Linked DNA regions of Homo sapiens: region 1 is linked to region 2. The links are chromatin loops, found by intact Hi-C in ENCODE. Cell type or tissue: PC-3. All regions are shown on one strand. Links, peaks and the distances in the headings refer to the core of each region. The heading gives the core; the rest is flanking DNA.

The links. A loop is a pair of places that touch in the nucleus more often than their neighbours do. Peaks named below come from ENCODE experiments on the same cell type or tissue, not always from the same donor. Only the 100,000 strongest peaks of a DNase experiment are listed, where the experiment ranks them.
Region 1: it touches region 2 in a loop (3-fold over the local background); 8 of 110 quality-filtered maps call a loop at or near these places.

Annotation. Positions count from the first base shown.
Region 1 is chr5:112,004,638-112,020,613 of GRCh38, reverse strand. NREP-AS1 (NREP antisense RNA 1) reads right to left here. Exons shown (of 4, transcript NR_046678.1): 4 at 3,308-3,474. Among named protein-coding and RNA genes, the nearest start is that of NREP-AS1, 100 kb to the right of the region's middle. In PC-3, for the core only: no CTCF peak of the experiment used is centred there; no DNase peak of the experiment used is centred there; H3K27ac peaks cover 459 bases.
Region 2 is chr5:111,542,295-111,558,270 of GRCh38, reverse strand. The region is part of intron 1 of STARD4-AS1 (STARD4 antisense RNA 1); the gene reads right to left. Among named protein-coding and RNA genes, the nearest start is that of STARD4, 38 kb to the right of the region's middle. RefSeq lists an enhancer at 7,759-7,838. In PC-3, for the core only: a CTCF peak has its summit at 7,560 (motif pointing left); a DNase peak (open chromatin) is centred at 7,470; H3K27ac peaks cover 1,253 bases.

The sequences.
Region 1 (15,976 bases), core at 3,843-11,842, 460 kb before region 2:
TAGAAGTCTGGCATGGCATGACAGAGTTCTTCGTTAGATTATCACAGGGCTAAAATCAGGGTATTCATTTGGATGAATTCTCATCTGAAGACTCTGGAAAAATTTGCTTCTAAACTCATTTTTTTTTTCTGAGACGTGTTCTTGCTCTGTTGCCCAGGTTGGAGTGTAGTGGTGAGAATATCTGCTCACTGCAGCCTCAACCTCCTGGGTTCAAGCAGTCCTCCTGCTTCAGCTTCCACATAGCTGAGACCATAGTGAATGCCACCACTATACACAACTAAGTTTTATATTTTTTTTATAGAAATGGGTCTCTCACTCTGTTGCCCAGGCTTTTCTCGAACTCCTGGGCTCAAGTGATCCTCCCTCCTTGGCTTCCCAAAGTACTAAGATAACAGATATGAGCCACTGCATCTGGCCTAAATTCATTTTTTTGTTGTTGGAAAAATTCAGTTCTTTGTAGTTGTAGGGCTGAGGTTTGTCTGCTTTGTGCTGGCTGTTAGTTGAATGCTGCTTTCAGCCCCTATAGGCCACCCACATTCTCTACCACATGTGTTAGTCAGGGTTCTCCAGAGGAACAGAACCAATAAGATATTTATATTTATATTACTTGAATATTTGTTAATATTTATTTATTATAAGGAATTGGCTCACGTGATTATAGAGGCTGAGAAGGCCCATGATCTGCCGTGTGCAAGCTGGAGACTGAATACCCACAAGAGCTGGTGTTACAAGTTCTAGTCTGAGTGCAGAAGACTGATGGCCCAGAGTGAAAACAGGCAGAAAGAGTGAATTCTACTTTATTCTGCCTTCTGCTCAATTCAGACCTCCAATGGATTGGAACAGGCCCACCCACATTGAGGACTGTAGGCTGCTTTACTCAGTCTATTGATTTAAAGGATTCAAACTTTTAAAGTGTCTTTGGAGTCATCAAGAAACATCCTTACAGACACACCCAGGGTAATTTTTAACCAAATACCTAGACACCTGGTGGCCCAGTCAAGTTGACACATAAATTCACCATCATGTCATGTAACTTCTTTCATCTTCAAAGCCAGTGTGGTAGGCTGAATAATGCCTCACTCAAAAGATCTCCATGTCCTAATCCCTGCAACCTCTGAATGTGATAACTTATATGGCAAAGAGGATTTTTGCAGGTGTGATAATTAAGATTTTTGACATGGGAGATTATCCTGGATTATCTGGATGAGGCTGATGTAGCCGCAAGGGTCCTTTTATGGGAGAAGGCAATACGACAATGAAAGCAGAGATTGCTGCAATACAGCTAAGAGCCATGGAGTGCTGAAGCTTCTGGAGCTGGAAGATCAAGGAACAGATTGTCCCCTGCTGCTTCCAGAAGGAACCAACCCTGCTGACACCTGAATTTTAGCCCCTTAAGACTAATTGTGGATTTCTGACCTCCAGATCTGTGACAGAATACATTTACATTGTTTTAAACCACCAAATTTGTCATAATTGCTTACAGTTCAATAGCAAATGTATAGTCTGCAATGGGGAATTTTCCCCTCATTAAATCTCACTTGCACCTTGAAACTCTCTTAACTTCCTCTCCTGAAACCACAGGGAGAAAATTCTCTGCTTTTAAAGGGCTTATGTTATTAAGCCTGGCTCACTTATAGTTGAGTGCTAACTTAAGGTCAACCGATTTGGGTCTGTAATTATGATACAAGTACAAAATTCGTTCACAGAGGCACTAGTATTTGATTGAATAACTGGGAGAAGATGTATGTATACAAGATGCCAGAAATCTTGGGGGGCTGTCTTAGAATTTTGCCTACCACAAAGATGGAAAACTTTTAAGGTGTCTTGGGAGTCATTTAAACTTTAAAATAATTTAGACTTGAAATTTACTTGGTCTTATGGTTATTAGAGATTAAAAATTTTCTAGTTTTTTGATTTATTTAGGAGTTCCACTGCAATTCTGAATTAACATAGGAACATATTATATCTATCAATTTTTATGACAGGAAAATTTATAGCCTTCCACAAATACTGTCTTTCTTTGCTTTCTCTAAGTTTTCTTCCTGATCACAAGATCTACTGCCTTACAATGCATGAACACACAAGAAATGGTTTTCATAGCTCTACCTTAAGTTAGCCAAAAGACACATGTAGTGGCTTTACTTTGGAGACCTGCCTCTGGGGTTTCTCTTGATTGCCACATCTCCTTTTGTTGTTGTTTAGGGATATATTTTGTTTTTTCACTGTCATTTTTAACTATCAGCCATCTCAAGAAAATAGAATACTATGTCTATTTGGTCACCTGTATTATTCATCTATTGTCAAGCATTACTCCTAACTCTCATAAAGATTAAATTTCTTTTTGTGGACTGTGTTTCTTAATGAACATTGTTTCATTTTCTTCTTTGTGTATTATTTTGAAATATTTTTTTTATTAGTGGCAGAGAGCATCCAATGGGAGTAAAATTTACTTCCATTAGAAGCTCTGTTATAGTTTGTAAACACTGTTTATCTAATAAACCAGCATTTTGTTAGGAAAAGATCCTGGATCTCAATAAAAAATTAAAACTGAGTTATGTTTCTTTAAGAGGCTCACTTGAAAAAAAATAAACACCTTCTTAATATTCACTGTGAGAACCAAGTGTAGTGTTTTTAATTTTCCAGCTAGACCAATGGAGGGACACAGGTTAAAAGAATAACATCATAAGGTTTCTGAATGTGCCAAATGCTTTCCCTACAAACGTCTTGGCTATTCTGTAAAGAAAATCTCACAAGAAAGATGACACTGCTTTACAAGCCCTGCCTGAGATCTGAAAACATGAAAATTAGGCATAGAAATGTCTGAAATGGAAGAATACTGGGAGGATATTTAATTGAATTATATTCTTTCAGTTGTTAAGTCCTTACACACACATTTTCATTTAATGTGAAACCTAATCTTGCTAATTTGCCAAAAGAAAATGTCAGATTAGTGATTAATTTGCTTTCATCAAGATGTTTATTGGAACCTGATTATATTAGCATGTATTCAGCAAATAGTTTTTATATTTCTTAACTTCCAAGTAATACATCCTTGCAGATTTTACCAGTTATACTGCTAATAGATACAAGTTAGGCTACTTAGTTTAAATTTTTATTTTATATAGTTAATCATTTTTAATACTAAATCTATAACTGAGTTGGGAAAATTAATTTATTGATGGTTAGCTTTCTAAGTGTGTTTTAAAAATCATACATTGTGAAATAATTCTGGGGTTTATTTCAGTGTATGGGCTGTATTAATAATAAGCTATTACCAAAATAATGCTCTATAACCTCCAAAACTTCATGATTTACAAAAACATGAATTTATTCCCATGCTCAAGGGTGTACATTTGACTGCAGTTTGATCTAGGCTGGCGGAGTTGGGCAACTCTTCTTCAGCTGTTGTTTGGGGTTACATCTGCTTTACATGTCTTTCACTGTTCTTGGACCAGTACGTCTACTCAGCAGTTCCTGTGTAAAGAGCGAGAACACAAGAGCCAAACTTAACTGTGCAAACAAGTTTAAGGCCTCTATGCCTATCATCCTCTAAGGTTCCATTGGCTAAAGTCAGTATGTGCCGGAACCCCAAATCCATGGGACAGGGAAATACGCCATGCCCACAGAGGGGTGGTGAAGGGTAGGAGGAGTAAGTATTTACTGAACAGTAATCTGGATAATCCAAACTATTTCGTGTGTTTTGTTCTTTATGTTAAACACTGTATAATACCGAAAGGATCCCTTTCTGTGAATTGAGGTGCAGGTAAACGATCTCTTTTTTTAGGCATCTAATAATATTATGGTTAAGTGTTAATTTAAGTGTAAATTTGCCAATCCTTATTTTAGAATCCTGAGATGAATTCTTATGTATTTAAGCAGCTATTTGACTTGTTTTTGGTTATTTTCATTACAGATATATAATCATGTATATTATATACATATATATATGATGGATTGATAAAGCTCACGCATTACTTATTCCTCTTATTTTTCCTCTAAGAGCAAACATAGCACTGGTAGGACAGAATAAGTAGAAGAATGGATGCCCTGTTAAACTGCCTGCTCTTCCAAGGCAGAAGCCATATCTGTCTCTGCTGCTGTGTCTCAGGACCTAGCCCAGTACATTGCTCTGAGTAGGCTGTCAGTGAATACTCAACCAACTGATTACCGACTTGCAAGAGAGTCAACCACTGTGGTGTCTTATTTTATCTTGGCTTCATTTTGCATTAGTACATACAGTACCAGAGAATACAAGTAATATTTTCCTTATTGTGATAAAATACAAATGACATAAAATTTATCGTTTTAACAGTTTTTACTTATTTACTTATTTGCTGTAACACATGCTTCCGCTTTCCTTTTTATAAAACGATAATGTCCAAATGGTACTTTCCCATTTATTCCCATGCTTTTATTACATTCACAACTGTTGTACAATGATTGCCACTATGCAGTTTCAGTAGTTCATCATCACCCCAAATAGAAATCCTGTCCCTATTAAGCAGTTGATCCTCGTCCCTCTTCCTCCAATCCCTTGGCAAACACTAATCTGCTTCTGTCTCTATGGATTTACCCATTCCAGACATTTCATACAAATGGAATCATATAGTATTTGGCTTTTTGTATCTAGCTTATTTAGCATCACGTTTGCAAGGTTTATCCATGCTGTAGCATATTAATACAGTCATCACTTGGTATCTGTGGGGGATTGGTCACAGGACACACCCCCACATACCAAAATTCACGTGTGCTCAAGTCCATTATATACAATGGCACAATATTTGCATATAACTTATGTCTTCCTGTATACTTTAAATCATCTCTAGATTACTTATGATAGCTAATACAATATAAATGCTATGCAAATAGTAGTTAAAATGTATTTTAAGAATGTGTATTATTTTTATTGTTCTTTTATTTTTTCCCTAAATATTTTTGATCTGTGGTTGGTCGTATCTATGGATGTGAAACCTGTGGATACAGAGGGTTGACTGTACTTCGTTTGCATGGCCAAATAATATTCCATTGTATAGATATATCTATGTGTTGGTTGATGGATATTTATGAAAATAATGTTTTATATACATAGTAATTGATTTTAGATATCACATGAGATCTAATACATTAACAGTCTCAGAGGTTTTGTTTGATTCCCTCTGGAGAACACATCAGTGGAGCAGGACTGTTCTATTAAGCTGAGTTGGAAACAGAAAAAAAGAGAACTGGAAGATTTTCTAGCAAAATAATATTAACACAGTGAATGGTGAACTTCCACTGCCCAATTAAACTGTGATAGTGTGATTTATTTTTTAAGCTTCAGTCAAGATTGTTATGATCAGATATCACAATCACTTGACAGCAATTTGGTAGGGAACCAGGAATTGCAGCTGCTTATTTTAATTGTGACTTTACTCATGTATCTTTTACTTATTTGCTGTAACACATGCTTCAGCTTTCCTTTTTATAAAACAATAATATCCAAATGGTACTTTCCCATTTCTTCCCATGCTTTCTGTGCCAATTTTATGTGCATTTTCCAACCTCCTTCTGCTCTCCAGAAATGTTTTAAATCTCAGATCATGTGAGATTCTGATTTAAGATTTAAAAATACTTCCCTCCCTGAAGGTTTATTACCCAATTAGTATCTGAAAGGAGCTGCATAACTATTTCATTATCCATAGAGTCCAAGAGGAGTGCAATGGAATTAATTTAAAAGCTTGGAAAATAAGATATATGAGTAAAATGAAAGGAATTGGCATTATGTAACCTGGAGAAATGAAGGCTGAAATCTTTAATACATGAAGGACTATAATATAGAGGAGGATGAATGATTTTTCTCTGTCTTCCAAGAGAATAGAATAAGAGAAAATGGATTTAAGCAATAGCAGCCTGGATTTAGATCAGAAATAAAAAAAAGCTTTCTAACTCTAGGGAATGTAAGGTGGTTTATCAGTGTCCTTGTTAAGACCCAGCAAAGATTTAAGGAAAAGAAAGTGGAGGGGAAGAATTGCTTTGACTGTTAACATTGTTTATTAAGAGATGTTTCTAAATACCCTTCCTTGCAAATGTCTACACTATGATAGATTACTACCTGTTTTGGATGATCACAGCCCCTAAGGAAAATAACAGGCACCAGACTCCCATGTTTCTCCTCCATAGAAGTGCCTACTACATTCTTTCCAGGAGGAAACCATTTAATAAAATTTAGTTAAGTGAATAATCCCCTCTTCTTAAAGATGAGACAACTGAAGTAGTGTAATTGTCTACCCTCAGATCAAGCAGCTAGGATTAAATTCACACAGTTATTTAAGACAAAATGTAGATTTGTGGCAGAAAATAGATTTCTACCTGTTTTGGACCTAGAACGCTGGATAACAACCTGGAACTGAAACTTGAGCGGAAGCACTTCCTGCAATGCCCTAGATGCCTGGAGGGTTTATGGATCAACAATTCAGTAACCTTCAATCAGTGAAGTCAGTCAGTAACCTGGTTCTAGTGAGCACGATACATCTAATACAGAGCCATTTATTTTAAAATGATTAAAAATAGTACATTTGGTAATTATTTATTGAGTCCCCACAGTATATGAGGCATTGTGTAAGTCCTAGTGGGAAGCAATTCATAAGATAAGAAAGATGCCTATGGAATAACTTGGAGCTGAACTATCCCTCCTTTGTAAGTCATCCATGCAGTATGAAGGTTAAATGTCAGGGAGAAAGTAAACAGGAAAAAGCCAAAAGCAAGCAGCTTTGTGTTTTCTCTGAAGGTATCAGAGTGCAAGCTCACAGACTTATCTCTCCACCTTTTTGTCCAGCCTAGGTTGACCTGCTCCCCTCAGCACTTCACTGTATTCTACTTCCAGCATGTACTTGTCAGATCCCCAGCTCCTCCTATGCAGACCTATAACCTACATTTTCATTCTCTTGGTGCCTCAGACATCAGGACTTCCATGGTTCTGAAGGGAGGGACAGCAGTTAAAATGGCACTTGAAGGACTACTGTCTTGGTCCAGGGTGGGTTAGTCACTGGCAGGGCACAGACAGGAGCCCTGGGCCTAACTCTGAGGTGTCAGCAAAGAATCTTGTTTTAACTTGTATGAGAGAAATAAAGTAATAAGAATTAAAATTTATCATGGAGTGAGGAAAACTGTCAAGCAGCATTGACAGTAGATGCCGAGAAGTAAAGAGGAAAAAAAATTGTTAAAATATTAGTTACAACAAATATGTAAATTGGCAATTAGGTATAATTGCTATGTACCACAACAATGATCATCATTAAATGTCAGATTCATTTAGCATATAGTTAATTTCATTGCAATATAACCTATTCCTTTGCTCATTTTTCAAAATTATTTGCTTTTGTGCCTGGTTGTCTGTTCGGGGCATATAACACAATATAGGGAACAACACCCATTTATAGAATAAAATATCCATCTCTATAATTAGTCCTGACATTGGGTTGCTGTTTCATAGATAATGCTGGTTAAAAAAAGATTGTTATGTTGAAATAGATAATATTTCAATGATATTTCTAACCTGAAACAATTGGCATATTGTTTTAGTTGCCTTAGCTGCCTTCCCTAAAGAAAACATATTTATTTTCAGGGCTAGCTGCTGTTGGCATAATAATAAATTGTTCTTAATATTAAGTTGAGAAGAAATTTAATCAGTAAGACTGTTTTAAATTTGGCAATTTTAGGATTTCTAGTTTCTACCTCCTGCTTCTTTAGCAAAAATTGAACAGAGAATTCAGTTTTCTGTTCATGAGATACTTTACTCAAGCATTGCCTAAAAAAAATTTTTTTTAGATAAGATTTAACCAGAAGATAATCAAAAGTAGTTTTTCTCTTGGCCATGTCTCATCCTTGGTTGGGCATTGCTTTTAACCTTGATGAAAGTAGTATTAAGTCTGTATTTTGATTTTAAGATTGAAAAGTTAATGTAGGCACTAAGGAAGTCAACTAAAACAAAACTTGGGAATAAACTTTTACAATTATGAGAAAAAAGGCAATTAGTTCCTTGATATCAGATAGGCCCTGGGCTGACCCATTTAATGAAATTTCTTTAACCCTCTATTGTCTATTATATGGGTTGAGCTGTAATTCTTTGTCATCAATTTGATGTTTGTTTGGTTTTTTTCTTTTCCCTTGAAGGAATTATCCCAGATTCTTGGCAGCCTTCCTAAACTGCAGTGGAACCAAGGACTTTGTGTATTTGAATTTTTAATTGTAAACATTGTGACAAGCATTTGCAAACTGGGAGTTGGCAGAGTTGGTGTGATGTCATAGAAAATAATTTCCTTTGTTTTATTTAAAAAAGGTTTCCAAGTTTCCCCAAGTAAGTCTGGCTTTTATCTCAAGCTATGAGAGAGCCGTTTACCAGATGTCAGAATCAAGACATTGTCTTTGATTTCTAAGGACTTTACCCTGGGTGACCTGGATTATTCCTCTCTGTGAATTGAATGCAAACCTCTTAAATATCACTCCATTTCTCCAGGGCACTGCACTGACTCCTTCTTCCATTTATCTTGCCCTATTTATCTTCAACCTTTGTCTTAGGCAATACTTTCTCCCTCTCAATTCCCTTAGCACAAAAGTGATTCTCAAACACTGTCATATCCTTCAAATATTTTCAGAAAGAGATATTGATCCCCAGCCTGATTTCATCCTTTAGAAACATGCAAGTTACAGATTCATAAGTCTGATGTCAGTTAGTGGCAAAATCCTGTACCAGATTATTAAACAAGTGGTTTGTTAGCACTTAGGATAAAATTCAGTGACGAATTATAAGGGTCTGTCTAAATTTTCTAGGAACAAATGGCAAACCAATTTCTCCTTTAAATAGGTTCCCTGATTGGGAAGTCTGAGAAACTAGATAGGGCGTTTTGATTCTGGCAAGGCATTTGAAGTACTTGCTTGAGATGGCTTCATGGACAAGATGGAGAAAAACAGATCGGTGTGAAACGGGATGTCTGGTAGGACAGTTGTAGCTACTCAGTAAAATTATATAATTTAGGAGGTGGTCTTTAGGGGTATGTCACAAGCTTCTAGTCTTACCCCAACCCTAGTAACCATTTTGATTCATACTTTGGATGGACCGTGGAAAGCCCTTTTTCATTCTCTTGTTGACTAAGTCCTATTTGATCTTCAAAACCCCATTCCAGTGTCCCCTCTTAATGGAAGTCTTCTGTCACCCTCAAGTCTGATTTAGAGGTCTTTGCTCTGTACTCCTAGAGAGTTTTTCATGGTGCTTACCACACTGTACTGTGGTTCCTCATTTACCTGTTTTCTTTGCTAGACTATAATGTCCTTGAGGTCAAGTTTTATTTAACTTTATATCCCACAGCATCTGGCACTTAGTATCCATCAGTAAAATTTTGTTGAATAGGTGAATGGATGAGTGGATTAATGCTATATTTATCATTATTTTTACATGACACAAAAATACATAACGTGACAAATAACAAAATTAAGATTCTGAGAGAATAAGTGCTTTAAAAAATGGGTCCAATTAAAAAGATTAGTATATCTCCTTCATTGATCCTACCATCTTTTATTGTCTCTTATCCCCTTGCTATTCCATCACTTGTTCACCAAGCTTAATTTCATGCTTTATCCTTATAATCACTGTTTTGTGCCTCTCTGGATTTGTCTTTGACACATGTATAACTCTGGATAAATACAATTCTTTACTTACATCATGGATAAACATGGCTGGGGATAAGCCCACCACCATGCTGACTTGCCGCACTTTCAATTCATGACCGCCCACATGAAGTGGGCTCCTAGCACAGCCAGCAATCATTGTCTACATCCCTAATCCATTTTCTCACCAACTCACTCAGATGGCCATTTTAGACTTTTCCCTGTCTCTCCAAATGCTATCACCACCTCCTCATTCTTGCTCTCAGGAGACGACCATTCTTCCTGTTCACTGAAGTAATGTAAGCAATCTGATGAGAATTTCCACATCATCAACACTTCCTGTGCACCCACATACTTTGCCTTCCTTCATTTTTTAGAGAGATGAATTGTCTTTTGACCCAGCACATAGCCACCATTATATACTGGATCCCACTTCTCTCATTTTCACAAGAATATCATCCCAGCAATTACAGCATTCCTTACAGTCATGTTTTTTCCTCTCTACTGTGTCATATTCATAAGCATATAAGCATGCTAATATTTCCATGGATTCATAAAAAGTTTACAACATCAAAGAGCCTCATTAGAATCATTTTCTAATGATTCTTTATAATCAGCACCACATTGTCCATTTTGTCGTCACCTGCCTGTCATTTGCAGCCTTGGAGATCACACCATCTCTTAGCACAGCATATTGTAACAAACTGATCTTCTCCTATTATGTGGTGTGACTAAACATGTCTAATCATAAAAAGCCTTCTTTTAAAAAACGAAAAATAAGTGATTCGAATGCTTATAGTATTTAAACTCTCAGATAAATTATCTTCTGTTGTACCATAAACAGTTGTTATGAGGAATTTAAGAAAGTGTAATGTATATAAAGAACTTAGCACAATACATGGCATAGAACAATTGCTTAATAAATGATTTCCATTATTATTGTATAATAAATTAATATATATTTAGAAAATTGTGAAGAGATTCAGTATTATGTAAATAATTTTGCTTAGCTTAAAGAGAATACTCATAAGCAAGTGAGATCTGTGTCCTCAGACATGAAAAGCTCTTATAAGGAAAGGGACCTATAGTTTATGTGGAGTATCATCATGCCCAAAAAGGACAGAATCACCGTTTTAATATATAGACAAAATTCCTAGATGTGTGACCCTGTCAGTAGTGCTCTGGCCTGCCTTAAGAGGAGGTGAGGTCTCTGTGCCTGCAAGTATTCAAATGCAGAGGGTACTTATCTGTCACAGATACATCTGAAGAATGCTTTTACAGGTTGGGAGGCTTGGGCAGATGACAATAATGTTCCTTGCTCCACGAGTACACGTTCATATATATATTATATGTATTATTTATATATTATGTTATTTATTATATATTATTTGTATATATTTATTTATATACATGTATCCGTATTTCCATTAGAACTGTTCCCATATGTTGTCCATATTAGCTGATAAGTTCCTAGGTAGCAAGAGCCATGTCAGTTTTAACTGTTTTTTTTCAGTCTCTAACCAAGTGCTAAGAATATTGTAGATACTTGGTATTAGGATTAGACAAGCTAATTGAATATTTTTCTTTCCATTGAAGGAGATTGAGAGTTTCCATCCATTCCTGGAAATAATTAAATTAGGATTAATGATTATCTATACAGAGAATCTATACTGCATGGCTTGATGTTAGACAAGGTGAGAGATTTTTTTGCTTATTCAGCCTGTCACTTTCAAATCAGTCAATAAACATTAAGCGCTTCTTACTTTGCATTAATTATACTTGATGTTAGGGAATCAAAGATTATAAAGAACTTTTCAGCTCTATTAATGTGATTTGTATTTATGCTGAAAGACTATTTAGATGTGAAAAATATTTAGATGTGAGAGATATGTGGGGAAGGTTTAGCCTACTTGATGAGGAAACTATACTAAAAAGTTTTATTTTGAATATACTTATGTAAAAATTCATGGTTGTATTAGATGCAGTTATTGTAGTTTGATAGAAAACCCAATCTAGGGCTGGGCGCAGTGGCTCACACCCCTAATCCCAGCACTTTGGGAGGCCGAGGTGGGCGGATCACCTGAGGTCAGGAGTTTAAGACCAGCCTGGCCAACATGGTGACACTGTCTCTAGTAAAAATACTAAAAAAAAAAAAAAAAAAAAAAAAAAAAAAAAGCTGGGCTACTTGGGAGGCTGAGGCAGGAGAAGCACTTGAACCCGGAGGCAGAGGTTGCAGTGAGCCGAGATCACACCATTGCACTCCAGCCTGGGCGACAGAGCAAGACTGTGTCTCAAAAGAAAAAAAAAAAGAAAAGAAAAGAAAACCTAATCTAAACTAGCTTAAGCAAGAAAGGGAACTCATTGGATCATGTTTCTGAAGTCTAGGGTATTTCTTGTTTTTAGCACTGCCAGATCCAGTTGACAGATATAATGAGAATGAAATCACCCTTTTTATCTTGGTGCTACATCCCTTCAGAATTTGGCTTCCTTCTCAGGTGAGCTTTCTCCTTGGGCTGTCCCCTAGCAGCGCAGACTTGTGTCTTCCCAAATTCAAGCACAACAGAAAGGAAAGAAATTCTCACTTAGTGTCTATAGCCAAAGGTCTGGAACCATCTCTGATGTGGTCATGCGCTCTTTGCTTAATGAATTGTTGTGCTTGCGGATAGGGAAATGATGTTCTGATTGACTCTTAAAGATCAAATGTTCACCCCTAGACCTAGGGATGGAATTGATTGTATCTGAACCACTTGGTTTGAGAGTTGGCAAAAGTATCATCTGGGCCGTGTTATTCAAGGAAGAGGGAATAACCAGTGAGCAGCCTCACAAGTATCCACAGCAAAGATCCCTGTGTGAGGCGTAGAACTGTTAGAAACTGCTGGAGTTGGTAATAGGGAAAAGAACATTGGTGATCAGATAGTCTATTTAGAAATATGGTTTACTGTGTTTTCTCTAATTGTATTATGAGACAGTTCCTTTTTTCAGTATTACAGAGCAAATATACTGTTAATTCATATAATAAGGTATTATCTGGTTTGCAACCTATTTATATTGACCCAGGGACTCTTTTGAGAAGCTTCAGATAGACAGGAGGGGTTATAATGGAAACACCTCTAAAGAAGAATGTGCCTTTAAAGACTTTTAGTTTCTTTGTGTTGCTAAATGTGTAACTACCCATGAATGTGCATTACAGATAATAAATGTTCCAGGTTTTATAGCATCTATTGCTTTAAGCTTCCCTCATGAAACTGCCAAGTCCTTCCTCTTTATTAAAAAACAACTGCAACAAGGGCAGCAGCAAACAGCTAAATGCTCCGATGCTATCCTTAAAGACATATTGTGAAGAAGAATATTAATTTATTTTCAGAGGGGAAAATACATATAATTTTAATTCTATATTATATAAGAATTCCATGGATGCATTACAGGTACCTTCACTCTGCCAGATGCTGTGAATTTATAAATTCATGTAATTATTACAAAGCCCAGCAAGGCAGATCTTATCTCCATTTTTCACATTTCTCAAATGTCTGATTACCCTTGCCTATCTATTTATATTTCAAAGAGAAGCAGTAAAATACTGATTGGAATCAGTGTGTTTGGATGGGACATATAGACTGATGGATATTATCAAGATGGCTAGCAGTCTTTTCCCTCCAAATATGAGTTTCTGTTGATTTTTATTCTGGAACGATCCTCAGAAAAAGGATTTTCCAACTTCCTTCCTGTGGGGTGCAGTGATGGCTTTTAGCATATTGACTCTGGGCAGGCAGAGGGGCTTAGGGATTTTATTGTTTTTTTTATGCAGATAAAATTGAATCTCCAGTTTTCAGTAAAGCACTGTGCCCCAGCCTCCTCTGTGCTTGATGTCCCATTCAGGCACTGGGTTAGTAGTTGGGTGAGATGGGAGAGGTATGGTTGCCCAGCTGTAGAGACAGGGACCTGAAGTTTTCACTGCTCCCTATATGGACTTTCAAACTGGCTTAAATAATGACTGCCATCTCCATTTCCTGAGAATTTCCAGGGTTCTGAGGATCAGATTGGCTTGCTTCTCATTGATGTCATGCCAGTAGGTTTTATCTTCCTGATGAGTCATTTACCATTTCCCCATATGCTTTCTGCAATCATATATTTGGCTCAGGGTTATAGAGATCTCCTAGTTGCACAGAAGTTAAAGTTTTTGTTACCCATGTCTTTTGAGAGTGATTTTTAAAAGAAGTGGGCAAAAATGTCTTTACTATCTTGAAATCAGATGTCATCTAACTTATAATTCTCTCTGTCAGTTTCTTCATATGTAAAATGAACTAGTGGCTTCTAAAGATGTAAATTCTACCATCATTATTGTTTTTATACTTCTATAGTGGGGTGTGTGTGTGTGTATTAAGTTACTAGTTTTATTGATGCAGGACAAATTTTTCCTGTAAACGAGGTTTGAAAAATAAAATCTTATATGTTAATTAATTTTATATCATGTATATTAGTACAAGTTCAGATGTATGTGCAATGATGTTATAGGGTGCCCCATATAAAAGTGATTAGTTAATTGAAGCATGTATTTGAAATGGGACATCTTCTAAGCAGACTAAACTAGATATATGAGAAAATGTGATTGTTTACTAACTGCCCTAGTATAAGAGCCCTGTGGCTTTGAAAAAAAGTGACTTTTCAAAATGCAACCAATCTAAACCTTTTATTTTAGGTGACACAACTACTTGATTTTAAAATAGTTAAAAAATACTAACCTTATGTAGGAATGCTAATGCATCTTTCTTTTTGGAGTGAGTCGTTTATTCTATTATGATTCAGATGCTAACTCATGAATTGGAGAAATAATAATTTTTAAAACAATTTTTAAAACTTCTATGCTCTTCCATTGTAAAATCTTAGGATGTAACAGTTCCCCTGGGGGAATTTACTCTTAGAAAGCCAGTTACAAAATAATACAATATAAAATAAATTTCAGTCTGCATTTGGGATTTGCCTATAACACATCAGTCTGATCCATAAGCCAAAAGAAACATTTTTATTTATGCTTCCATTCTCCTTCCCTCTTTTCTCTCTCCATTTCTCCATTTCTCTTCTGAGTGCCTTTAGTTCTGTTTTGTCACTAAGAAAAAATTCTTACATGTTTGACCAAAGGCCAAAGGTGAATGCCAAGTAAATTCAGTCACTTCTTTGAGGATTAATGATGGGATTTCTACCCAGCATGCCCCAGGTTTGCTGTGTCCAAGTTTTGCCAAGATAAATCTCTGGGCAGTCCAGTACTTGTTTGGAAGAGGACTTGAGAAAAGTTTAATCATTTCTGGGGTTGGTTTTTTGACAGGTCAGCAGAAAACTGCTTTATTGAATCCAGCTTAATGTATTTGAGTAAGATTCAGGAAATAAAGAGTATTGGCTTTGGCAGCAGGTTTGGGCAATAGGCAAATGCAGGGCGTTCTCAGGAAAGCCACCAATAAGCATATGTATCTCTCAGGAAACAGAATACCAGGAACCCATAAAGAAGCCAGTTTTCTAGCTGGGTAGACATCAAGTATCAATTGTTCCTAGACACAGTTGGATAGAGAAGGAAAAACTGGGTCCTGGCCTAGGTTCATCATATGACCATGATCTCTAATGACAACAATAGCAGTGTCAGCAAAACCATGGGTTCCCAGAAAACTCTCCTGGTATCTCTAGTGAAGACCTAGGAATAGAAGGATAACTAGAAATCAAATTATTATGAAATAGTGGTGAAGAAATAAAAATGGGAACATCAGGCACAGAATGAATGTACAAAGGAAAGAGGAAGGAAGTGAAAACATCCCAAAAGAGTCCAAAGGGACATGTGTTCCTATATGCCATGTCATCTAAGAAAGATACTGGCTACATATGGTTCTTTTGAAGCCCTAAAGATTTGCATTTCTCAGGAGTGATCAGGCCCTGAGAATCTGACTCATGCTTACCAAAATACTTGCATGACTGAGGTCAACATAAAAATGACAATTTATTAACAAAGGAAAATATAACTACTATGTGGCCTGGGAGTACATGCAAGAGCATGATCACCACAGTCTTTCCCCTGGAGACAAACCTCCGTTAGAGACTTCATCATGGCTAGAAACCATGGGAAAAGTACAATGATTTCAGGGATAAAATCTGTATCATTAGCCTGTTCTTTCCTCAAAGTCAAGCAACTTAGGAATCAGAAGCTGCCTGGTGATCTTGGATGCAGAACAAAGGGTCTTTAAAACCAAAGGTCTAATTGTACCAGTCTAGGGACATGTGATGCCTCTATTTCTTGAGAGGGATGGTTTTTCTGAACAGGCCAGGGTAGTCACAGTCTGATGGAAATGGCTCC
Region 2 (15,976 bases), core at 4,343-12,342:
AAATCAGAGATAAGAGAATAGAAAAGCAACAGAAAAAATCAATGAAACCAAAAGTTGATTATTTGAACAGATCAATGAAATTGACAAACTTTAAGCTAGATTGACTAAGAGAGAAAGAGATGACTCAGTTTACTAAAAGCAGAAATAACATTGGGGACATTATTCCTGATTCTACAAAAGTAAAAAAGCTTAAAAGGAAGTACTATGAACAACTTTACACCGACAAATTAGATAACCTAGATGAAATGAACAAATTTCTAGGAACATAAAACCTACCAAGACCAAGTCATGAAGAAACAGAAAATCTAAATAGACCTATAGCTATTAAGGAGATTGAGTCAGTAACCAAAAATCTCCTGACAAACAAAATCACCAGATATTATGACTTCATGGGTGAATTCTACCAAACATTTAAATAACAGATACCACTACTTCTCTAATTTTTCCAAAAAATTGAAGAAGAGAGAACACTTCCTAGTTTGTTCTATGAATTCAGCATTACCCTGATAATGAAGACAAAGACACTAAGAGAAAAGAAAACTGAAGATCAATATTTCTTATGAACAAAAGGGATAAAGTTCTCCAACGCAAAAATTCTCAACATAATACTAGCAAACCACAATTAGCAGTATATTTAAAGAATTATACACCATGACCAAGCGGGATTTATTTCTAAAATGCAGGGATAGTTCAACATAGAAAAAAATGTTCAACATAATACATCATATTAACAGAATAAAATAAAAAATGAATGATCATTTCAATTGGTGCAGAAAAAAGCAGTCGAGGAAATTCAACATATTTTCATGGCAGAAATATGCAACAAACTGAAAATAGAATAAGACTACCTCAACATAATAAAATTCAGTAAAGAAAAACCCACAGCAAACATCATACTCAATGGTGAAAGACTGAAAGCTTTTCCTCTAAGATCAGGAACAAAATAAGGATGTTCAGTTTCACCATTTCTGTTTGATATAGCACTGGAAAACCCAGCAAAAGCAATTAGGCCAGAAAAAAAATAAAAATTATCCAAATGGGAAGGGAAGAAGTAAAATTTATCTCTGTTCACAGTGGATATCATGTTACTATATGTAGATAATGCTAAGGGTTCCACAAACAATTGTTAGAGCTAATACATGAGTTCAGCAAAGGAGCAGGATACAAATCAACACACAAAAATTAATTGGATTTTTTATACACTAACAATGAACTGAAAAAGAAACCATGAAAACAATCTCATTTACAACAAGACTAAAAAGAGTAAAATACTTACGAATTAACCAAAGAGCTGAAAGACTTAAACAATAAAATTACAAAATGTTGCTATAAGAAATTAAAGAAGACATAAATAAATGTAAACACATTCCATGTCCACTGATTGGAAGACTTAATATTGTTGAGATTTTTATACCACACAAAGTGATCTTCAGTGCAATCCCTATTAAATCCCAATAATACTTTTTGCAGAAATAGAATAATCTATCTTAAAATTCATATGGAGTATCAAGGGACCTTGAATAGCTATAACAGTCTCTAAAAAGAAGAACAAAGCTGGATGACTCACCCTTCCTAATTTTAAAACTTACTGCAAAGATAGAGTAATAAAAACAGTGCGGAACTGGCATAAAGAAAAACATATAGACCAATAAAATAGAATAGAAGGTCCAGAAAAACCCTCACATATACGGTCAAATGATTTTTGAAAGGGTGCCAAGGCCATTCAATGCAGAAAGGACAGTCTTTCGACAAAGGGAGCTGGGAAATTGGATATCCACATGCAAGAGAAAAGCTGGACCCTTACCTGACACTAGCTACAAATTTAACTCAAAGTAGAAAGGTGGTTACCAGAGGCTGAAAGCGAGGGGAGGAAATAGAAAACGGGGAGATGTTGATCAAAGGGTACAAAGTTTCAGTTAGACTGGAGGAATAAGTTTTAATGATTCATAATTGTACTGCCTGTTAATAATAATGTGTTATATATTCCAAAGTTGCCAAAATAATATAATTTTAATGTCCTCACCCCAAAGATAAGTTCATAAGGTGATAAATATGTCAGTTAGCTCCAGTGAATCTTTCTACAATGTATACGTAAATCAAAACATCACATTCTACCTAATTAATATACACAATAATTTGTCACTTAAAAATAAATTAATTTTTTTAGAAAGTTAAAAAGAATCCTCAAAATATGTCAAAGACCTAAATATAAGACCTAAACTATAACACACTTAGAAGAAAACATAGGGGGATAATGGCATGGCATTGGATTTGGCAATGATTTCTTAGATATTTTAGGTTGGTGCAAAAGTAATTGCGGTTTTTGCCATTAAAAGTAATGACAAAAACCTCAATTACTTTTTCACCAACCTAATAATACCAGAGACACAAACACAAAAGAGAAAATTAGACTTCATAAAAATTCTTTAAAAATGTGCATCAAAAGGTATCAGTAGAGTAAAAAGGTAACACACAGAATGGAGAAAAAAATCTGCAAATCATACATCCAGTATGGGATTAACAAATATATTGAGAACTCCTACAGCTCCAACAATATAAACAACCCCATTCAAAAATGGGCAAAGGATTTGAATAGACATTTCTCCAAAGAGGATATACAAACTACTAATGGGTACATGAAAAGATGCTCGACATCACCAATCATTAAGGAAATGCAATTCAAAATTACCATGAGATACCACCACACACCCTTTAGGGTGGCGACTACCAAAAACAAACTAACTTCAGAAAATAAGAAGTGTTTGGCAAAGATGTACAGAAATCGGAAGCTTTGTGCCCTGTTGATGGGAATGTAAAATATGCCAGCCATGATAGAAAACAGTGTAGTGGCTCGAAAATTAAAAATAGAATTACCATCTGATCCAGCAATTCTACTTCTGGGTATATACTCAAAAGAACTGAAAGCAGCTGCAGCAATTAAAAAGAATAAGTTCATGTCCTTTGCAGGGACATGGATGAAGCTGGAAACCATCATTCTCAGCAAACTAACACAGGAACAGAAAACCAAACACCGCATGTTCTCACTCATAAGCGGAAGTTGAACAATGAGAACACATGGACACAGAGAGGGGAACATCACACACTGAGGCCTGTTGGGGGGTATAGGGCAAGGAGAGAGAGAGCATTAGGACAAATACCTAATGCATGCAGGGCTTACAACCTAGTTGACGGGTTGATAGGCGCAGCAAACCACCATGGCACATGTAAACCTATGTAACGAACCTAGACGTCCTGCACATGTATCCCATAACTTTAAAAAAAAAAAAAAAAAGGAAAAGAAAAGAAAAAAAGAGGAAGAATTGAAAGCAGTATCTTGAAGAGACATTTTTTTACCTATGTTCCTAGCAATCTTATTCACAATAGTTAAAATGTGGAAGCAATCCAAGTGTCCATCAATGGTATGAATGGATAACCAAACAGTGGTATATACATACAATGAAATATTATTCAGCCTTAAAAAGCAAAGAAATTCTTACACATGCTACAACACAGATGAAACTTGAGGACACTATGCTAAGTGAAATAAGCCAGTCGCAAAAGACAAATACTGTATGATTCCACTTATATGAGCAACTTAGAACAGTCAAAATCATAGAGACAAAGTAGAAAAGTGGTTGTTAGGGAATGGGAATGTATCAATCCATTCTAACACTGCTATAAAGAACTACTTGAGACTGGTTAATTTACAAGGAAAAGAGGTTTAATTAACTCGCAGTTCTGCAGTTACAGAAGGCATGGCTGGGAAGGCCTCAGGAAACTTACGATCATGGTAGAAAGTGAAGGGCAAGCAAGGCATGTCTTCACATGACCAGCAGGAGAAAGAGCAAAGGCGGAAGTGCTACACACTTTTAACAACCAGATCTCGTAAGAACTCACTCACTATCACAAGAACAGCAAGAAGGAAATCCACCTTCGTGATCCGATCGCCTCCCACCAGGTCCCTCCCCCAGTACTGGGGATTACAATTCAACATGAGATTTGAGTGGGTACACACAGCCAAACCATATCAGGGAGAGAGGAGTATGGAGAGTTATTGCTAAATAAACACAGAGTTTCAGTTTTACATGATCAAAAGACTTATGGAGATAGATCATGGTGGTGGTTGCTCAACACAATGAATGCATTTAACACCATTGAACTGTACAGTGAGATTTCAAACTTTCTTCAGCTATGAGAAGATCTGGCAGCACTGGGCCCTCCTGATAGCAAATGAAAAAACACTCCCTTTAGATGGGGTCAGCACTCTCTGGACTGATGTAATGCTTATGTCATTTGTGTTTCCACAGCAGTGGAAAATCAGTGCCCATTGTCTTCCATCCTCTTTCATTCAGCTCACTTCATTCATTTTCCTTCTCTGTCTTCTCCCCGTAACCACTTGAATTTGCAAGGTTCCTCTGCACTAAATTGTTTTTAACCACTGTTTAATCTTGTTTTGCTTTATTCAAATTTAATCACATCTTAAAACATCCTCTTGTCTTCATTTTATTTATTTTTTATTTTTCTCTTATCTTAACTTTAGGTGTCAAAATCCATCTACTTAGCTCACTGGTTGCTGAGCATCTTCAGGACTTTAAATGGCAACTTCATTTCAAAAGCTCTTAACTGTTTCATTAAAATAATCTATCATGTTAACACTCTTAATTATTCAAATACTTCTAATTCACTGTTCTCTCTCTAACCTTTTTTTGAAGAGAATCTGACTTCTGATTAATATTGCCTCCTTTATTCAGTTTAGCTTAAGTTAGAAAAAGCAAGATGGTAACAGCACCCCTGCCCAGGTTCCTAAACATTGGAGAGCTGCTGATCTTTCAATTAAAACTAAGAGAAGTCTTCGGCAAGTTTGAGGGTCATGTTGGTGTTCCATATTATATAGTAAGTTGGCTCTAGGAAGCAAGAACTGATACCTCCATGTACCAGAAAATTGTCATGAACTTCTCCTTAAATGGGACCCAAGGAACTAACCTGGCACTCATGGAAAGCTAAACCTGGGAGACTAACTGTGCAGCTCAGCAAATTCTCTCCCTGATCCACACTGTAAATATGCAATCAAATCTCTTGACACTGTAAGCTAATGGAGATCAGCTAGTAGAAGGTCTTTGGAGGGCAATCAGGTGGTATTAAAAATATGCTAATGGCAGCTTGTGATCTAGCAGCAGGACCCCAGGATTTGGGGTTGGCATGGTAACTGCCAGCAGATAGTTCACACAGAACAGGAACAACGGAAAGAATTAGAATGAACTGCTTAAATGCAACTGTTAATGAAAAATGTGGAGCACAATCAGAAAGAATGTTTGGTGCCCTCAGTGGCAAAAACAAACAAACCAACAAAAACACATACATACAAAACACAAGACCAAAAAGTGAAGTGAATGCTTTCCATTTTGCTATGGCAATCAAAGGTCATAGGAGCCAGCCATTGGGAAGAATTTAGAATTTAACCTGATGGTTTTATAGAGGACCTGTGACTTTGTTGAAATACAAGTGTTTCATATGTGAATGACAGAAGTGTCATATGTGTATGTGTCTCCTCACCAAGGCTGAAAGAAAAGGTCTGACAGGGAACAGCTTTTAACAATCTACTCTATCAAAGGCAGTACAGATGGTTGTTTTTGCTTTTAGCTTAACTGAATGTCAAATGAAAAAAAAAAAAGGCTTCTTCTCATACATATATCCAACACATAGAAAGAGGTTGAATTGGGGCTTGCACTCAAGTGCACATACATTACTGGGCAAACGTAATGCATGCTTAAGGGTGCGTGCACCCGTGTGCATTCCTGTATTTTAGGTGTGCCCTCTACTTTTTCCCTTCTCTGCCTGAAGCTGGAAATTTCATAGCAACTCAGCCTCTGCCAGTATGGGCTTGAGACCACAAAGAACGAGATTCTTTCCTGTTTTCCCATTGCAAAGCCTAAATGCCATTGTAAATGATTTTTCCTGGCGGGATGTATTAATACAAAAAGACAGGCTAAGTTCACTGTACCCATTAGCCTTGCTAACCCTTGTGGCTGAGGGCAATGATACAGAGTCAAATAATGTGAAGGGAGCTGCTGGAAACAGGCAGCAGTTGGATGACTCCAGGAAAACAAAGGTAATATGTCTGCATCCAGCACAGAGGCTCTCACGTGCCAGAGATGGAAATGAAGCTGTGAAAACAGAAAGTAGGCATGCACATCTCTGGAGGCTAAGGAAAAAAGGAGACAGAGAGGCAGACAGACCATGAATTAAGTGAGCTTGGGAATGCAGAGAAGACAATGGGAAAACTAGTGAAAGCTCAAAGAACAATTTGTATGCAGAGGAGTAGGAGCACGGCAAAGAAGAAATTCAACTCCTTAAGGATCTGTGTTTCGATCCACACTGTCCTTAGCCTAGCCTGAAACCCCTGCTTGGGAAAAAGTTTTGTCGTTTGAAAAATGCCCTTTTAAAATGACTTAGGCATAATTTCCTTCTCTTAGTCACTTCCTTCCTTCGCTTTGATACAACAGTCGCTTAAAGAAAAACCAGGGGAGAAAAGGTGGTGGAAATGCGTACAATTGGAAACAATTGCTATTGTCCTAGACATGTTCAATCTAGCAGAGACTGACAGGTGCTCTGCTGCTCAGAGGATGCAGTTAGATATGCTGTCATAAAATTAACACCTGGGGAACTAAGGTTTTGTGGGAGCAGCATGAAACATATATAATTTGGGACTCTAAGAAAAACAATACAGAATTACAATATGAAATTGTGAGAACATTCTTAGAGAGTTGGAAAGAGCCTAGGGAAGTAAGGGCCTTATCAGTTAATATCCATTATTTATCACATGTTACCATGACAACACCTGCAGGGAGCGGGGAGCACCTTTCCAATAAGGGGCCTTTAGTCAAAGAAAAATACAGGTCCATTTGTTTTTTCAAGACACAGCCTGCTCTTAAAACACCCACAATGTTGTCTGCTCATTAGACTAAATTCTGCATCCTGTACTGCTAATAGCACTTCCTGAGGAAATGGGTGGGAATTCCAAGATAGTATCACTAAGAAACTAAGTGACTTTAATTTCTAAGGGACTTTAGTTTCTAGGCATATTTCTAAGGGATGCCTAAATGACTGTATTATTTCACCTAAAATAATATACAATCTCTTGGTCTTGCAGCAGATCTGATGTTGATGTGTATGGTGTGAAATGAAAGAAGACAAAAGGTTCACCTTGAATCTTTCTAGAGGCCAAAGACAGCAGCTCATTGCTTACTTGTTAAGTACGAACTTAATGAGTACTGTTACAAATAGTGGGAGGCTCCCACAGAATATGACTTAGGAGAAAATAGAGCACTGCTGCTATAAGAGGAGTCTTTTGTTTGTGAAATCACAAGAACACCTGTGATTCAGCTCCCCAGGAACTTCAGTGGGCCAGTGTCCATTACTTTCATCATCAGGGATGTTTTCGTGTTGGGGCCTCTCTCTGAAGGTCCTGGTTTACCCCGAGGGAGCTTAGTGAGTCAGGCGCACAGGATGTGAATGGATGAGCCAGGACTTTCTTCTACCAGGGCGCCCTCTTGTGGGGATCTTATTAATTATCTTGCAAGGAAAGGGACCTTATACCCGGTTGCCTTCACAAGGCACAATTGTGAAGATTCACTTGTCCTATAAAGCCTCAGTCATCAGGCTTCAAATAGATATGCTCTCTCCTCTCTTCTCACTGTGGTTGAACTGGTCTACTTCTCTGTTTTCTTGTGACCAAGGTATGGGCAGCAACATGCCGCATGAAGAGTGCCCTCCTTCTGGTAAGAAGGCACATCACCAGTGACTTGCCCTTGTCCTTCTGTAGCTGTGTGCTTCTAAGCACAGGTAACCTAAAGTTCTCTGTCAGGCAAAATGAGTGTCCTGAGCATACTGCTTGCACCCTACTTGGGCATTCTTCCAAATCTTCCTAAATGTGCAAGACCCAGGCTACCATGCAGTAGTAGCACGATCATAGGTCACTGTAACCTTCAACTCCTGGGCTCAAGCAGTCCTCCTGCCCTAGCCTCCTGAGTAGCCAGAACTGCAGGCACACACCACCATATCCAGCTAATTTTTTTGTAGAGACAAAGTCTTACTATGTAGCACAGGCTGGTCTCAAACTCTGGGCCTCAAGGAATCCTCCTGCCTCAGCCTCCCAAGGCGCTGAGATTACAAGTGTGAGCCACCATACCTGGCTTATGCTTCTTAATTTTCTCCAAATCTTAATCACCCTTTAAGTCTCAACCTGAAAGTCTGGGTACGGTTGCTCTCATCCTCCAAGCAAGAAGTTGATAGATCTCTTTGATGTTTTTTCAGTCTTCTTTTTTGTTTTTTTTGAGATGAAGTCTTGCTCTTGTCCCCTAGGCTGGAGTGCGATGGTGCTATCTCGGCTTACTGCAACCTCTGCCTCCCGGGTTCAAGCGATTCTTCTGCCTCAGCCCCCGAGTAGCTGGGATTATAGGCGCCTGCCACCATGCCTGGCTAGGTTTTGTATTTTTAGTAGAGACGGGGTTTTATCATGTTGGCCAGGCTGGTCTTGAACTCCTGACCTCAGGTGATCCACCCACCTCGGCCTCCCAAAGTACTGGGATTACAGGCGTGAGCCACCGCTCCCGGCCTCTCAGTCTTCTTTTTACTTATCAAAACCTCCCAACAGACCAGGCTTACCAAGGAGAGAAATTGTGTTTGTTTCTGACTATGTTGCTCCGGGTTATGATCCGAGTGCCGGCCTGTTATCTGTCACATAACAGGTGCTAAATAGGCATTGGATGACAAATGACCAGACTCCATTCACTCACATTGCACACGCTCTTCTTAACTGCTAATGCATACACATTTGGTGCAATTCCTTGGCAGTGCTGCACGGCTAACAACTTATTTACAGAGTAAACAACTACCCACACCTCCTGTGTGTCAAACACAGAACTCCCTGGAGTGGAAAAGCAATCGACAAAGAAGATAAAGAGAAGTAGGGTCATAACCAGGAAAAAATGGTGTCTACAATGCCAAAGGAGGAGAGAAATGATCAGATAAAGGTGGCAGATTGCCACCTGCTGAGAGGGCAAAATTCTTAAGGGATTTGCCACTTATGTGGCCATTGTTAGAAACACTATCATGAGCAATTTCAGTTAAGTGCTGAAAATGACTGGCTCTGTGGTCAGAGACATAAACAGTACTATTTTTAATCACTCTTCAAGGTTTCCATGAAGAGTAAGGAAGGAGTATTAGAGGCTGGCACTTTGTGTCCACTACAAGAATGGTCTCTAAGCAGGTGTTAGATTTTATTAAATTGCAATCTTCATGTGGCTCCAGTGACAGGCTCTGATTTGGATGGCCTTCCAGTTGTGACCAATGGAGCTTCACATCCCCCCAAATCACTGGGCCTCCTTTAAACACGTCTCATTTAGCCTCTTTGGCTTCTTATCAGGCTCAAGAAACAATCTAAGATTGCAAGCGAGTGCACTCTGGAGAAGGATAATTGCTGTGAATGACTAAAGAAGGCCTCTCAGCATTAGTGTTATCATGAGCTTGAAAACCTGCAAATCATATGATAATTATTCCTGAAGTTCCTTGGCAGCCCTTAAGTATAATTATCATGTAATCTGCAAGGCTCAGAATGTTTTCAAAACAAGCGTGCATGGAAAAGAAATGGAATGAGCCCCTCCTTTTTTATTAGCATATCCCTGCTCCCAGGTCAAGTGACCAAGGTACGGGCAGCAACATGCCGCATGAAGAGTGTCCTCCTTCTGGTAGGGAAGCACATCACCAGTGACTTGCCCTTGTCCTCCGATCATGACAGCCTTGTTTGCCTGCTGGCATTGAACAGTGATCTGTTCCATGGTGATCTGTGCCTTTGTGCTTTGTTTCCTTTCTGACACTGCAGGTGGGTACTGTATTTCCTAGGTGAGCCATTCAAGTGAGTCCTAAGGATTTTAAGATTAACCCACAGAAAATTAATTTTGTCAGGTGTGGTGCATGGGAGGCTTTTTGGTTAGCTTAGATTGCCAAGTAGAAAGGAGAAAACTCGATGACTCAATAAAGCCTGTTGATTCTGCTCCTTATCCAAGGTGAGGATGTCCCCTATCCTCCTGGAGAACACTGGTGATTACCTGCCTCCTCTGGAGCCAGCACTGCACTGGTGTGAAATGCAACTTGATTTAAGAAAAAAGCAGGCTGGGTAGGGTGGCTCACGCCTGTAATCCCCGCACTTTGGGAGGCTGAGGCGGGTGGATCACCTGAGGTCAGGAGTTCGAGACCAGCCTGACCAATATGGTGAAACCCCGTCTCTACTAAAACTACAAAAATTAACCGGGCATGGTGGTATGTGCTTGTAGTCCCAGCTACTCTGGAGGCTGAGACAGGAGAATCACTTGAACCCAGGAGGTGGAGGTTGCAGTGAGCTGAGATCACACCACTGCGCTCCAGCCTGGACAACAGAGTGAGACTCCATCTCGAAAAAGAAAAAAAGCACAGCAGTTTTACAGCTTAGGGTAGAAGACCAAGAAAATAAAATCATGTAGCTATTTGGGAAACATTAAATAAAAGGTGATTTTCAAATCTTAGCCGATCTCTAGCAGAGAGTGCTTATTTAGCTGCAGTAGTGATGAGCAGCCTTTCCCATGTTGGATGATGGATGGAATCATTGGATTGTGAAGGCCTACAGGATAAAAGCTGTACATTAGTCCTCTTGGTATCACAGGACCCAGGTTCTGACACACAGAGGGCCCTACACGTGACTAAATGAATATGATCCCTTCTCTGTACAAAAGTCTAGTGTTTTTCGAGAATTCCTAACTTGTAGCAATTTGAGGTAGTAGACAAGACAGTGAAATGGGAATAGGGTCTGTATGGAGGCTACAGCCACTGTCCCCATGAATTATCAAATGTGCTCCTGCTCCCACCCTTATCCCTCACCACGTCTGCAACTCTACAGCAACTAACTCTACCCCAGTTAGGGGAGGAAGACCTTTTTCTTCAAATATCTATTCCTCTGGCCAATTGACCAACCTGTCAGGACAGAGCAGGAAGACTCAGTATAAAACAGTGCTTATTCTCACATCTGACACAAAATAGCGAGTAAATTTTTTTTTTTTTTTGAGACGGAGTCTGTCTGTGTTGCCCAGGCTGGAGTGCAGTGGCACCATCTCAGCTCACTGCAAACTCCGCCTTCTGGATTCACACCATTCTCCTGCCTCAGCCTCCTGTGTAGCTGGGACCACAGGCACCCACCACTACGTCTGGCTAATTTTTTTTTTGTATTGTTAGTAGAGATGGGGTTTCACCATGTTAGCCAGGATGGTCTTGATCTTCTGACCTCGTGAACCGCCCGCCTCGGCCTCCCAAAGTGCTGGGATTACAGGCGTGAGCCACTGTGCCCGGCCGTGAGTGAATTTTTTAAAAATAAAATTGTGTGTTTTGGTTTATTTCATAAATATATTTAAAGAAAATTAAGGAAATATAGAAAAGTAGAAAACATTGAAAAAGCTACCCAGCATCATCACTCTAGCCTACCTTTGTTAACGTATTTATCGTATTTCCTTCTCATCTCTTTTCTAAGCAGTATTTGTTTTTGTTTTCCTGTTATTATGGGCATATAGTACATATAATTGCATCTTACTTTAACTTAAGTCATGATTGTTTCCCTGTAACATTATTGTACACTCTTAATAAATATTTTCCATAGCCAAAGGATGATAGAGTCATAATTTACGTACCCATTGCTCTATGGTGGCAACTCAAGATTATTTCAGTTTTCACCATTCACTAATAGTATTGCAAGAAATGTCCTTATGTATACAGCATTTTCTTTCTTTAAAATTATTTTCTTAGAGAAAAATATTATAACATAAGGTTAGGTGAAGAGTTCTTAGGACTGACACCAAGGTGCATCTGTAAAGACAAAAAATTGACAAATTGGACCTCATTACATCAAAAATCTTTTCTCTGCTTAATATGCTGCCAAGAGAATGAAGAAATAAGCTACAGACTTGAAGAATATATTCGCAAATCATCTATCTGACAAAGGCTACGTGCCCAAAATATATGAAGAACTATCAAGACTCATTGATAAGAAAACATACAATCCAATTAAAAAAGGGGCAAAGGACTTGAACAGGCATTTTACCAAAGAGGTTTTAAGGATGGCAAATAAATACATGAAAAGATGTTCAACATCATTGGCCATTAGATAAATTCAAATACAATTAAACATTACTACACACCTTTTGAAATTGCTAAAATTAAAAATGCCAACAATACCAATGCTGGTAAGGAATTAGAACTCTCACACATTCCTGGTAGAAAGGAAAACTGGTAAAGCCACTGGAAAACAGTTTCATAGTTTTCTATAAAGCTAAACACACCCTTGCCACTGATAGCAACCCCACTCCGGGGCATTTATCCTACAATGGGGAGAACTAATATTACACACACACGTGTAAGCCTGTACACATGTGTTCATAGTAGCATTATCTGTGGCCGCCAAAAACCTGAAATTACTCAGTGTCCTTCAATGAGCAAATGGATAAACGAACTATGGTTCGTTCACACAATGGAATACTACTAAGTAGTAAAAAGGAACACACTATACTAAACAACTTAGATAACTTTTAAAAGCATTCTGCTGGGTCAGAAAAGCCAGTCTCAAAGGGTTACATATGTTTCATTTATTTGACATTTTCAAAAGACAAGACTACAAGAATAGAAACCAGATCCGTGGTTGCCAGGGGCTATAAGTAGGGGATGTTACTCTGAAGGGATAGCTTGAGGGAGTTTCTTGGAAGACGGAAAAGTTCGGTATCCCAATGGTGGTGGTGGTTACATGAATCTATATGTATGTTAAATCTCATAGAATTCTACTTCAAAAGAAAAAAAGTGACTTTACTGTATGATCATTAAAACAAATTAAATTCAATTTTAAAAATAAAGATCTTTTTTTAAGTTGCATAAATGAAGCAAACAGCAGTGAAAGGATGAGAGTCCTATGGAGCTTCATTAGCTACTTAGCTCAACCTATGTGGAAACCAAGATGTGATGGGACTTGCCCAGGGTCATGGGCAAGCCTGAGATGAATGAGTAGGAAGAGTTACACCTTCCTGCTTCCGTGTTGTTTCCAGAAAATGCTTGAGTCTCTTCAGCTGAAAGATGTGGTGTGGAAAGTTACAGAATTATTTGCTTCTCATGAATCCAGTCTAGAGAGGATATGGTGGGGACAGGGAAGCAGAGGGGAATTTACATCATGGCACTTGGAAAATTAGCCCCATTCTGCAGAAAATCTTGTTTTAATCAGCCTGAAACTATGCATTCTCTTGACTAATGAGCAAACACAGTTAACTCTGCAGGGTTTCTGATCCCAGTGCTGTGTCAAAAGAAAAAGAAGTTCAGAAAGCCGCTCCTTGGTTGGCCCGTGAAAGCTTCCATAGATAGAGAAAAGACTAACAAATGATAACAAAGGTGTAAGACCTGAAAACCCCATAGAATTGTATAATCATTCCCCAAAATGAGGACTAAAGAAGCAATTCGATCTTTTACATCATTGAATTATCTATTAGTTATATGAAATATATGTCTTTAAATATAGATATTCTTAAGGCAAATTTATTTTTTATCCATTGATAACACTATTTCATGGTTGTTAAATGTTCTATTCAAGGCTGAAGAGAAGGTTTGATATATTTTTCTGTTTAGGATGACAACCAATCATAAAAGATATGCTGGAAAGTTTTAATTCAACTATCATGTATTTCTTAAATGTTGGTTGTATTATTCATTATTCCATTTATTTAATCTAGTTTTTTTTTTTTTTTTTTTTTTTTTTTTGGAGATGGAGTCTCGCTCTATTCCCCAGGCTGGAGTGCAGTGGAGCAGTCTCGGCTCACTGAAAGCTCTGCCTCCCAGGTTCATGCCATTCTCCTGCCTCAGCCTCCCGAGTAGCTGGGACTACAGGCGCCCTCCACCACGCCCGGCTAATTTTTTGTATTTTTACTAGAGATGGGGTTTCACCGTGTTAGCCAGGATGGTCTCGATCTCCTGACCTCGTGATCCGTCTGCCTCGGCCTCCCAGAGTGCTGGGATTACAGGTGTGAGCCACCGCGCCTGGCCTTTTTTCTCTAGTTTTTTTTTTATAGTCTCATAGTCATTGAAAACCTCAGGGTAATAAAGCAGCATAGATATGTTAATAAATAAGACAATTACAATTCTAAATAAATCAACCCAGAAATAAATTTGTAAATACATTACCAGCTTCTTGGATACTGCAATAATGGATCACATATATTGTCAAAATTGTAATTTTAATAAGAAAAATACATATCTAGCTTGGATTTGTGTCAAAAATTCTAAGACACTAACAATCTAAACATGTCTTAATAATCTTTGATATACCTTGAAATATTGAAAATACATTATATGTTTTTCAAATTTAGGGAGGGAGGAAGGCAGGAAGGAAGGAGGGAACAAGGGAGGGAACTCATTGGACATAAAATTCCTACAGCTAGTTTCAAGAATTTGGGTTGAGGTTTCAAGATGTCAAATTAGGGGAAAGGGAGAATAAAATAAAGCAGAAGGAAAGAATTCTCACTATTTAGACTATGTGGTTGTTGAGGAAAGGGGTGGGAAAACTGTTTGAAATTCTGAACTAAAATTCTAGGAGTATTTCCTTAGAACTAATGTTAGTTATGGTGAGCTTAGGTTAGTTCAGGTTTGTCTAACTTCAGGTTCATTGTTGGCTTATGAGGCCTGGAGGGGATGGCCTACAAACCCCAATACCATATGAGTGGTCTATAGTGAAATGTCTCTTGTGCCCAACTTCTTAGTTACAAACAATCCAACTGTTCTTAAGCTGATGACTTGTCTGCGTTCAAAGGGCAGAACTTCTTTGTTTGGAATACGTAGAAACACAGTGAATAACTTCATTTAATGGCCCTATCTATGTATGTCCTCTGTGTTCCTGCTCATCAGGCTATCTCTTCACAATCTTTTCCTATTTCTAAAAGTTAGAGTTTAGTTGGGATGTGGAAAAGTGGTGGCTTATGAATTTATGTTGAAAACCGAGAAAGGAACCATCCAAGTGAGTAGCTGTTCAGAAGGAAGATGTTCCATTTTATAGGCCCTTCCTGGCCATTTTGTGACACCAGAACAATCCTGGAATTTTCATTATGTCCTTTTGGAGTAAAAAGTTCTGTTTGGTAAAGTCTTCCACGGTCAAAAATAAAGGAGTTCATATGGCATACCTCTCAAGGATATTTGCATTTTAAGAGAAAGCAATCCAAAATCTAAAAGAAAAAAAAATCACTGAATGAGAAATTCTGTGTGACTTGTATAGATGTGATGTGTATATCATTCTATATAATATGTATACATATGTATTTTTACATTTACGTGAGAAACATTTCAGAGTGGAACGGCCTTCCTGGAGTCCATTAAATGGTACCACCGAGATCTTTCATAGGGCTGTCTTAAGGCTCAATAATGGCCAGAATTTCCTCTTGGGTTTTGGGTCCTGCTCCATTAATGTATTTCCTGGAGGGTTTGGGATGTCTCCTGGCTATCTAGCTCCTCTCATTCAATAACACCAATAATGTTAATGTCTTTCATGGGTGAGACCATGTTTTGTTAATCTCTGTGTTCCTGGCATCTGATACAAGACATGGTGCTGAGGAGATGCATCACACAAGATGCAGAGTGAATAAATGAATGAAAGCTCACCAAGACTGCACTGTAAGACCCACAGCAATGAGGATCTATATGTTTTGGTAGGCAGGAGTCTTACATTTACCACTACTTCTCTTTAATAAGTGTTTAAGATTACTTACAGTGGGTAAAAACCACATGCATATGTACAGTCCACTAAAGAAATAGGAAAAAATGGGAGAAGTCATTCAAGGAAAGCTTAATAAGGATGGCACTGCATTCATTCATTCAATCATGCTTTGATTTATATGCTTTGCAAAATTATCAATGCATAACAGCAGTTCTTCTT